2 separate regions of the Homo sapiens genome follow, and region 1 is linked to region 2. Evidence: chromatin contacts called from ENCODE Hi-C or POLR2A ChIA-PET data. All regions are on one chromosome and are shown on one strand. Each heading gives the region's core, a stretch centred on a gene start or an enhancer-like site at or near the end of the contact. The rest is flanking DNA. Distances are from core to core; before and after follow the strand shown. Region 1 overlaps FLNB (filamin B). Region 2 overlaps SLMAP (sarcolemma associated protein).

Evidence for each region. A loop is a pair of places that touch in the nucleus more often than their neighbours do. ChIA-PET counts read pairs that join two places held with the same protein, here RNA polymerase II (POLR2A). Pooled maps may share reads with other maps.
Region 1: a loop to region 2 is called in a map of ascending aorta, with 2.1 times the contacts of the local background. The contact joins two enhancer-like sites. A Hi-C loop is called at or near these places in 2 of 168 maps with a recorded cell type or tissue (ascending aorta and sigmoid colon) and 6 of 50 pooled maps. POLR2A ChIA-PET finds 5 or more read pairs at or near these places in 1 of 52 experiments (MCF 10A).

What each region holds. Positions count from the first base shown.
Region 1 is chr3:58,049,481-58,053,808 of GRCh38, reverse strand. The region is part of intron 1 of FLNB (filamin B); the gene reads right to left. Among named protein-coding and RNA genes, the nearest start is that of FLNB, 43 kb to the right of the region's middle. RefSeq lists enhancers at 1,173-1,467, 3,920-4,328. Within about 2 kb of position 1,353, at least 32 of the 41 ENCODE cell types and tissues checked have a DNase peak (open chromatin) inside an H3K27ac peak, as active enhancers do; they include ascending aorta, where a contact is called at or near this core.
Region 2 is chr3:57,898,525-57,903,212 of GRCh38, reverse strand. All of the region lies in intron 17 of SLMAP (sarcolemma associated protein), which reads right to left. Among named protein-coding and RNA genes, the nearest start is that of FLNB, 110 kb to the left of the region's middle. Within about 2 kb of position 2,663, at least 2 of the 41 ENCODE cell types and tissues checked have a DNase peak (open chromatin) inside an H3K27ac peak, as active enhancers do; they include ascending aorta, where a contact is called at or near this core.

The sequences.
Region 1 (4,328 bases), core at 104-2,603, 150 kb before region 2:
CTGTTTGTAAAATGAACACACTTTCATTTAAAAAAACCACATGTTTGGGCCAGGTACAGTGGCTCACGTCTGTAATCCCAGCACTTTGGGAGGCCGAGGCGGGCAGATCACAAGGTCAGGAGATAAAGACCATCCTGACTAACACAGTGAAACCCTGTCTCTACTAAAAATAAAAAAAAAATTAGCCGGGCATGGTAGTGGGTGTCTGTAGTCCCAGCTACTGGGGAGGCTGAAGCAGAAGAATCACTTGAACCCAGGAGGCAGAGGTTGCAGTGAGCTGAGATAGCGCCACTGCACTCCAGCCCGGGTGACAGCGAGACTCCGTCTCAATAAATAAATAAATAAATGTTTTGTTTTTGCTTATATTTGTGTTTTTAAAAATGATTTGGCTATGAATAGCTCAGTTATTTAACAACGGACTGTGACTTCTCAGTAATCAATGATGTATACCACAGAAATTAACCAGGCATGGTGGCATGTGCCTGCAGTCCCAGCTATTCAGGCAGCTGAGGCAGGAGGATAGACTGAGCCCTAACATAAGCTCTAACTTTCTAAAAAATAATAATAATGTCTTTCTGAAATTAACAGACTTACCTAAAAACCTGTTTATCACATTTTTTAAGGGCTAGACTGTAGACACAGATGGGAAGTCTAAAGTTCAAATGGACATCAGATCTACAGCAGAGAGGTTAGACTACCTGGGTTAACATTCCATTCTGCCACTGAATGATCTCACCCTCTCAAAAACTCCATTTTCCTCATCTGTAAAATGGGCTGACAATGTCTATACCTTGCAGGAATGGTACACACTAAGTACAGTACTGAGAGGCATAAATAGCAGTTGCCTAGCAGAAAAAAATACCCCCATGTACACACAAAATGGAGGAGGCACACAAACTAGACTTGGCACAGGCAGAAGTGTAGAAATGCGAGGGTGACCATGGGGTTTCAGTGCTATAGCTGCTTTAAATCCGGACAGGGCAGGGCATGCCCTTTACACAAAGCTGTGCTCCCTAACGTCCTCTGAGCATACTGTCCATATCATTAGTACTGCTCCTATGCTGTGCCCAGCACTGAAGTCACTTGGGGCAGGTCAGTTCACACACCTCGGCCATCAGCCAGCCCGCAAGCTGTGTGCTGCCACCCTGACTGCTCAGATGACAACCTGCCATCCACACCGATGTCATGACCACGGCACACTAAAGTCTGGAAGCTGCAATTTTTGCAGCTTCTGGGGCTTCTCTAAACAGATAAGACTGAAGTCAGTCTGGTTTTTCTGACCAAAGGCCCTGTTTCCCCTCTTACTCAGCTGTCTTACTCACCGGGCTGGGTGCCACATGACTCAGCCATTGTTAACAATCAAATCCATCCACAGAGAGAAGACCTCAGAGGGGACTCAACAGTGGGCTGGGTCCATCTTAAAGCTGGATCCAAGAGTAGTTTTGGACCCTGTCAGTCCTGTTGGAAGAAGTTCCTAATCTGAAGAAATTCTTGTCCCCTCATATGGTGGTACTAATCTACATGGAGTGATTTTTCCTGATTAATTTTTCCTAATTATAAAATGCCCCACTACAATCAATCCGAATTGTATTCCAAGTGTGGATATAATAAAGCGAGTCGAGGCTGGGCACAGTGGCTCACACCCATAATCCCAGCACTTTGGTAGGCCGAGGTGGGCGGATCACCTGAGGTCAGGAGTTCAAGACCAGCCTGGCCAACAATGGTGAAACCCTGTCTCTAGTAAAAACACAAAAACTAGCAGGGTGTGGCGGCGCGTGCCTGGAGTCCCAGCCACTCAGGAGGCTGAGGCACGAGAATCACTTGAACCCAGGAGGCAGAGGTTGCAGTGAGCCGAGATCGTGCCATTACACTCCAGCCTGGGTGACAAGAGTGAAACTGTATCTCTAAATAAATAAAATAAAGCGAGTCTCTCCCCTGACCGCATCCATCCAGCCCAACTCTCCAACAGGTCAGGGTTGCTCTGTGCTAATGCCGGGGATATGACCTTGGTCCTATCTCAAGCATGGCTCTTCCAACTTCTCAAGCCTTAACACTTCTCCGTTACTCACAAAAATCACTTCAGTCTCAACCCTGGCTACACATCAAAAAGCTTAAAAAAAAAACCCAAAAAAACTGCCCTCCCCAAAACAAAACAAAATCAGCATCTCTTGGGGAGTGGGGCTGGAGTATCAGCAATTTAAAAGCTTTCCAGCTGGGTCTACCTTCGGAATCACTGTGTGCAACTAGACCTCACAGGAATCACATCACAGCAAAATCACTACTCAAGACGACGACCCTTTATCCACATGCAGATGGACACGTAGCAGACCAGAAAAAGTATACAAAGAAAGGGAAAGGAGAGCAAGTACTGTACATGCTTGCAGAACCGGAGGTGCCCAAGGCTATTGCGCAAAGCCTCCTTCAGTGCAGACATGCGGGCCACTTGTCTCAAGGCAACAAAACCACATTCTAACAAAGAAAGGGATGATTCGGCCAGTCCCTTGGAATAAATATGCTGCAATGGTGAACAGTGAACTGGAAGAGGCATGCGTCTCCCTTTTTCTTCTGTAAAAGAGAATAGCCACTAATAGTGAAATCTTACACAAGGAAGCAGAAGGGTGTTAGAGAAGTGAGAGGCAAGCCCATCACTCACTGGAGAGGACCTGCCCTTGATTCCTGGGACAACTCCATGGCATATCCATTTTACAGTGGGGTCAGAGAGACTCAGGGGGTCCCAAGTGACGAATGGCCAGGCTGGGACAAAGCATATTCAAAAGCAAAAGTGTGATCAGGTCCAACTCTTTTGATGGCACAGATTTCCTCTAAAATGCCACTTGCCCAGGCAATATCAGCTACCCACGGAGTGAGTTACCTGAGCATCCCAACAGCAGCGCTTCACCCGCAATAGGAACAAATATTACCCCATTTCACAGAGCCAAAACAAATGCTGGGAGAGGCCTATTTGCCCAGAAGCACATGCCAGTGAGCAGAAGGGCCCCAGAGGAAGCTGTGGAAGGGGGCACAGAGGACCTGTCTCAGCCACCCCATTTCAGGAGCTACCCAGTGCACCAATCTGGAGACTTAGGGTCTTCCAAATTCTAATCTGACATTGAATGTCAGGTGGGATGGAGGCCAGGGTTTCAGAATCAAGCTCAGTGCCTCCCATCTGCTCACCCATGAGTCCTCACTGGTATAGTGTGCAGGTAATCAGTACTTCAGCTGGGCAGAACTGCCTTGGGTAATTGCTTAAGGGGAACCTCCAACAGGCCCAGAGAAATCTGAACCACAAAATCCAGTCCATGATTGAAACTGCCCACCCAGCCCTGGAACCCCTGTTTTTTCCAGAACATTTTACGGGAGACTTCAAATAAAATTAAATGGCTGTAGTTACCATACTCAGTCCTTGATTTCATTCAGGTCCCCACTTCTGGTCTGAGAGCCCACTCCTGCACAGCAAATTACCCTTTAAAAATGAAAAAGAGACCAGGCATGGTGGCTCACGCCTGTAATCCCAGCACTTTGGGAGGCCGAGGCGGGTGGATAACGAGGTCAAGAGCTCAAGACCGTCCTGGCCAACATGGTGAAACCCCGTCTGTACTAAAAATACAAAAATTAGCTGGGTGTGGTGGCACGTGGCTGTAGTCCCAGCTACTCCAGAGGCTGAGGCAGGAGAATTGTTAGAACCCGGGAGGCAGAGGTTGCGGTGAGCCAAGATCATGCCACTGCACTCCAGCCTGTCAACAGAGCGAGACTCTGTCTCAAAAAAAAAGAAAAAAAAAAAAAAAAAGGCATTTTCTATTTCTTCCAATGAACAAGGTAAAAGGAAGTTTTGTGAGTGTCTAAATCCAGAAGACCCTCCTCTGCCCCCATCCACGGGGTCCTCCCACAGTAGTGGGTGAGATCAGAGGGGCAGCTAGGGGTAGATGCCCACAGATTACACGTTTTCTCACACTACCCTGAGCAGTCTAATGAACAGTTTCCACATCAGCCACCCCTCCTCCCCAATTTAAGGGGAGCTGCACAACAGTCCTGACACCCCCTTTGCAGCTCCTGGAGTGTTCCCCGAGAGCAAGCCAATTTTTCCAGGGCATTGGGCCAACAGTGTAATCACAGGCCGTGGTGGAAGTTTCTGGTAGTTCATCAGAACTCAGAAACCTGGCTGGGGGCTGCACACAGGCAAGAGGCTCCATCAGGCTTCCTGTCACAATAAATTCCTCCACACCCTACCTGTGAAACTCCATTCCCATTTATTACCAAAACTGGAGCCCTGACTTTCAAGCTTTTTCCTGAGGCCTGAAAGCTGGCCCTTCCAGCTGATGACATCACTG
Region 2 (4,688 bases), core at 1,414-3,913:
TTCTTACCCCTTTGCCACTCTTTCTGAACTGCCAGCTTCCTTCTCAACAGCTGGATCTTTTTGGCTCTTTTACTTTCACCATTGTTCTTTTCTTTCACTAGAAACTCCCTCTGCTACCACTGTTCACCCCTGTGCAAAGAATTTCCAAACCTAGTTCCTATCTTCTGTCTATAGCCTTCTTGTGTATCTTATCTCTGTATCTCTCAGGTCAATAAAACATCTGAGAAATAAATGAAAATGATTTGTTGGTTCTAGTTTCTGTTCTGCACATCCAGCTGCATCTCCAGTTCCTAGGGTGACCGTATAAAATTGGGACAGCTTTGAATATGAAAGAGAGCACTTTTGACGATAATTATGCTGGGACAATAGCCATAAATGGTTCCAGGCAAACCCATGGTCACTCTTCCTGTTTAGCATGTGCCAAATTAAAACCATCACAGCTACCACCAGGACACCTTTTCTTCCAGAAATAAATATTTCTAAATTTTCAGTCACTCAGGGTCAAATGCTGGAGTCATAGCTGACTTCCATCTCTCTCCCATATTTAATGTCTCAGGCCAATGGATTCTAGATAAGATTACCAAGGCCCCAAGTGGTTTTTGCTATCTGAAATTTCCACAGTAATTACCCTAGTTCAGACTCTCAAATGATTAAGCCTCTTGACTGCCTTACCTGTAGCCTCTATCCACTCCAGTTCATTCAATAAACCTCCCCAAAATGCAGATCTGATCATATCATTGCTGTGCTCAGAAGCCACTGAATTGTTATAATGATCACTCTATCTTACAAAACACTCAAAGGATTATGTGAACAAACTTTAATTATACTTATCAATCCTCAAACCAAACCCATTTGATCTAGCTTGTGATTTTTAATATTTCCTTTTTCTAAGAAGGTATTTTTATCTACTCTTCTTGTAATCCTACCCATTTAAAATATTTTATAGATGTAAATATAAAAAAACTCTAAAATGTTTAAGACAAGACTAAAAAGAAATAATATCTATAATACTATGATCACACTGGAAAAAATCAGCAATTTCTTAATTGTTTGATATTCAGTCAGTATTAAAATTTTCCATTGTTCCAAATTTATTTTACAGTTGAATTGTTTGAATGAAGATTCATACAAGGTTCATACATTATATTTAGTTGACATCTCTCTCTCTTTTTTTCTTTTTGAGATGGAGTCTCGCTGTGTCACCCAGGCTGGAGTGTGGTGGCATGATCTTGGTTCACTGCAACCTCTGCCTCCCGGGTTCAAGCGATTTTCCTGCCTCAGCCTCCCAAGTAGCTGGGATTACAGGTGTGCACCACCAAGCCCAGCTAATTTTTTGTATTTTTAGTAGAGACAGGGTTTCACCATGATGGCCAAGCTAGGTTCGAACTCCTGACCTCAAGTGATCTGCCCACTTTGGCCTCCCAAAATGCTAGGATTACAGGTGTGAGCCACCACGCCTGGCCGACATAACTCTTAAATCTCTTTTAATTTATAGGATTTCCCCCATCCCCTTTCCTTTTTTTCCCCTTCTAATTTAATTGCTAAAGAAACTGGGTTGTATGTCCTGTAGAATCTTCCACATTCTGGATTTTGCTGGTTGTATCCCCATCACATCATTTAGAATATGTGCCTAGTTCTTTGTATGTCCTGCAAACTGGCAGTTGGAGCTAGAGTCTTGATCAGATTTAGGTTTAGTTTTTCTTAATCACTGAATATATCACATATGGTAAGACACACTATTTATAGAGTCATTTCAAATGACTCTTGTCCCATGAAACTCAAAATGCCTTTCTTCTCTATCCTCTGAAACAAACAAACAAACAAAAAAACCCTGGGCATTCTCTTTTCTTTGACTGCTGATGGCAACAACCACCAATAATCAGCTTATCATCTATAACTCTCTGTGTGGTAAATGGGGGAGGGAGTAAGTCTCCCTGTGGGGTCCTCAAGGATCACTCCAACATAGCTGTGGGAATTATACTTGGAGAGGTAAATGAAATTAAAGGATTTATTATACTCAAAGGTCCTAGAGAGGGAGGCAAGGTACACCATGCAGGGAACCATATGGGAGAAGCCCAAAGAATGGGTTCAGCCAAATAGGTATAACTGATAGAGTGAGGACCTGTAGGCAAATGCTTGTATTGGGGGTCAGGATACACAAACAAAAGGCATGAGGTGATTTCGTTAAATTTCACTAGGGCACTGCCAGGGAAGGTTATGAAGGGGAACTTGTGGCAGGGACCAGCCTTATCATACTGGTGCATCTGGTTGCCAGGGCAGAGTGTTCACGGCCTGTTTGTGGGGATGTTGAGGCACAAGGAAAATACAAAGTTTTAAAAAATGTACTATCACTAATTTGCCTTGAAATTCCTTAAATCCAGAGGATAGATTTTTGCTTTTGTTTTTGAGACAGAGTCTTGCTCTGTCACCGAGGCTAGAGTGTAGTGGCACGATCTGGGCTGACTGCAACCTCTGCCGTCTGGGCTCAAGTGATCCTCCCACCTTAGCCTTCTGAGTGGCTGAGACTATAGGCATGCACCACCATGCCTGGCTAATTTTTGTAGAGATGGGGTTTTGCCATGTTGCCCAGGCTGGTCTCAAACTCCTGGGCTCAAGTGATCAGGCCGCCTCAGCCTCCCATAGTGTTGGGAATACAGGCATGAGCCACTACGTCCGGCCCGACAGTCTTATTAGACTTTAAAACCACTGCAGTCCCTGGCAAGGTTCCCCAAACAGAGCAAATTTGCAACAGACATGATTTGAAGTGAATTCCAATTTTAAAAAACGTTTTATGGGAGATGGTTTCAAGCATACAGAAAACATGGTTTGATCAACTTATTTCTCATTTAAAAGTAACTAAATAGATAGAAATGATTACTATATCAGGGAAAAGGTACTACTGCTATCATCATTTTATCTCATAATGAATGTTTATTATTATTTTCCTTGTCCTAGCTGACAAATGTGACAAGTCGTACACAATAAATCTAAAGAAAAAGATTGGCTATTTTTTAAAAAAGGGGAAAAAAAACTTGAAAATAATGGTTCGGGAAGTCAGGCACAAAGTTTGAATGAGGAAAATAAAGAGGCTACTTATATGTAGCTGCCTTATATAGCTGTAAAGGTCAACACTGTTGTCTAGTAATTTATACTTTTAAGAGAAAATTATGTCAGTCTATTGAACCTAATTATACAGATACAAACCATAACCACACATAATCAAGCATAACATAAATGTTTCTAAAAAGTACCAGTAATACATCACTTTTAAGAATTTGTAAAACTCTTACAAGAGAAACTTTACAAAAGAAAAATAATAATGACCATAAAGGGCTATGATAATTATCTCTTGGAGACTCTTCTAAAATATGCCTCCTTCTACCTAGATGATTTTTCTTTACATCCAATCACTGACTGACTTGACAGTCTGTTCTTAAAATCAAGCTGCAAAAAGAGAGAGAGACAGAGAGAGAAAGAGAAACAAAGTGAAAGAGTAAACAAGTCGGGTAGGGTGGTGCATGCCTGTAGTCCCAGCTACTTGGGAAGCTGAGGTGGGAGGCTGAGGTGAGAGGAACGCTTGAGCTCAGAAGTTCAAGACCAACCTGACCAACTTAGCAAGACCCCTGTCTCTAAAAACAAAACAAAACAAAATAAGTAAAAAAATTCATAAAAATAAAATCAAGCCACAAAATCTTTCAGCAGGTATTTATAAAGATACTACTTCATTAACAAAAAAGTTGGCAATCATACAGAAATGTAAAGAAAAGTTTTAGAAGTTCTTTCACCTTAACGTAAAGCAAGGTTAGGGAAACTCTGACCCATCTTCATCAATGGCACCTGAAGCAATTACTAATAGCATCTGCACACAGGCCGCCAGCTCCACATGCATCTTGTATTTTCCAATCTTTTCCTACATCTTTCCCCTTTCATTCCCTGTTCCTTGAGTCTGACTTCCCAGGCTATATTGTGAGTACTTTTATAGATACTGTTTGGTGCTACTCATGGATTAAAAATATTTTTTCCTGATTATCTGGCAAGTAACAAACAAATAAATGCATTACTAATTAGAAAAAATCCATTACAAACAAATCCTTGTTCCTAAATACTATAGGAAATAATTTTAAAACTCCACAATCTTATTCAATTAATATGGAGTTACTCAGAGTCCTTCAACAGATAGGCCTGCTTTTATCAATCACCATCATCATCATGATCAGTGTCTTCATTATGGTGGTTAACATTTTATGTTCCCAACACCATGGTAAGTGGTCCATGCACACCCTTTCATTCAATCTTCACAATAAACCTATAAAGTTGGTTTTCGCCAGTCTAATACATGAAAAAACCCTGAATCACAGAGCAGTTAAGCAATTTGCCAAGGACATATTACAAATAAATGGCAAACCTATGACTGAACCCAGAGTTCTTTGGCTCTTAGCTTTGTGGCTAGTGTTACTTTCCTAATGCTCTTGTGTCTTTATAATTTTAATGTAAGAAGTCCATTATCAATTAATTCATCAAATATCTGAGTTTTACTGAATACCTGCATTGTGGTAGGCAATGGGATAAAAATCAAATCTAAAACAGACTGACAAAAATCACAAAAGCACTAATAATAGTTGAATACAATTAACACAATCATAAACACTATACTCAATCTTAAGTTGGCTATTGAAAAGATTTCTGTA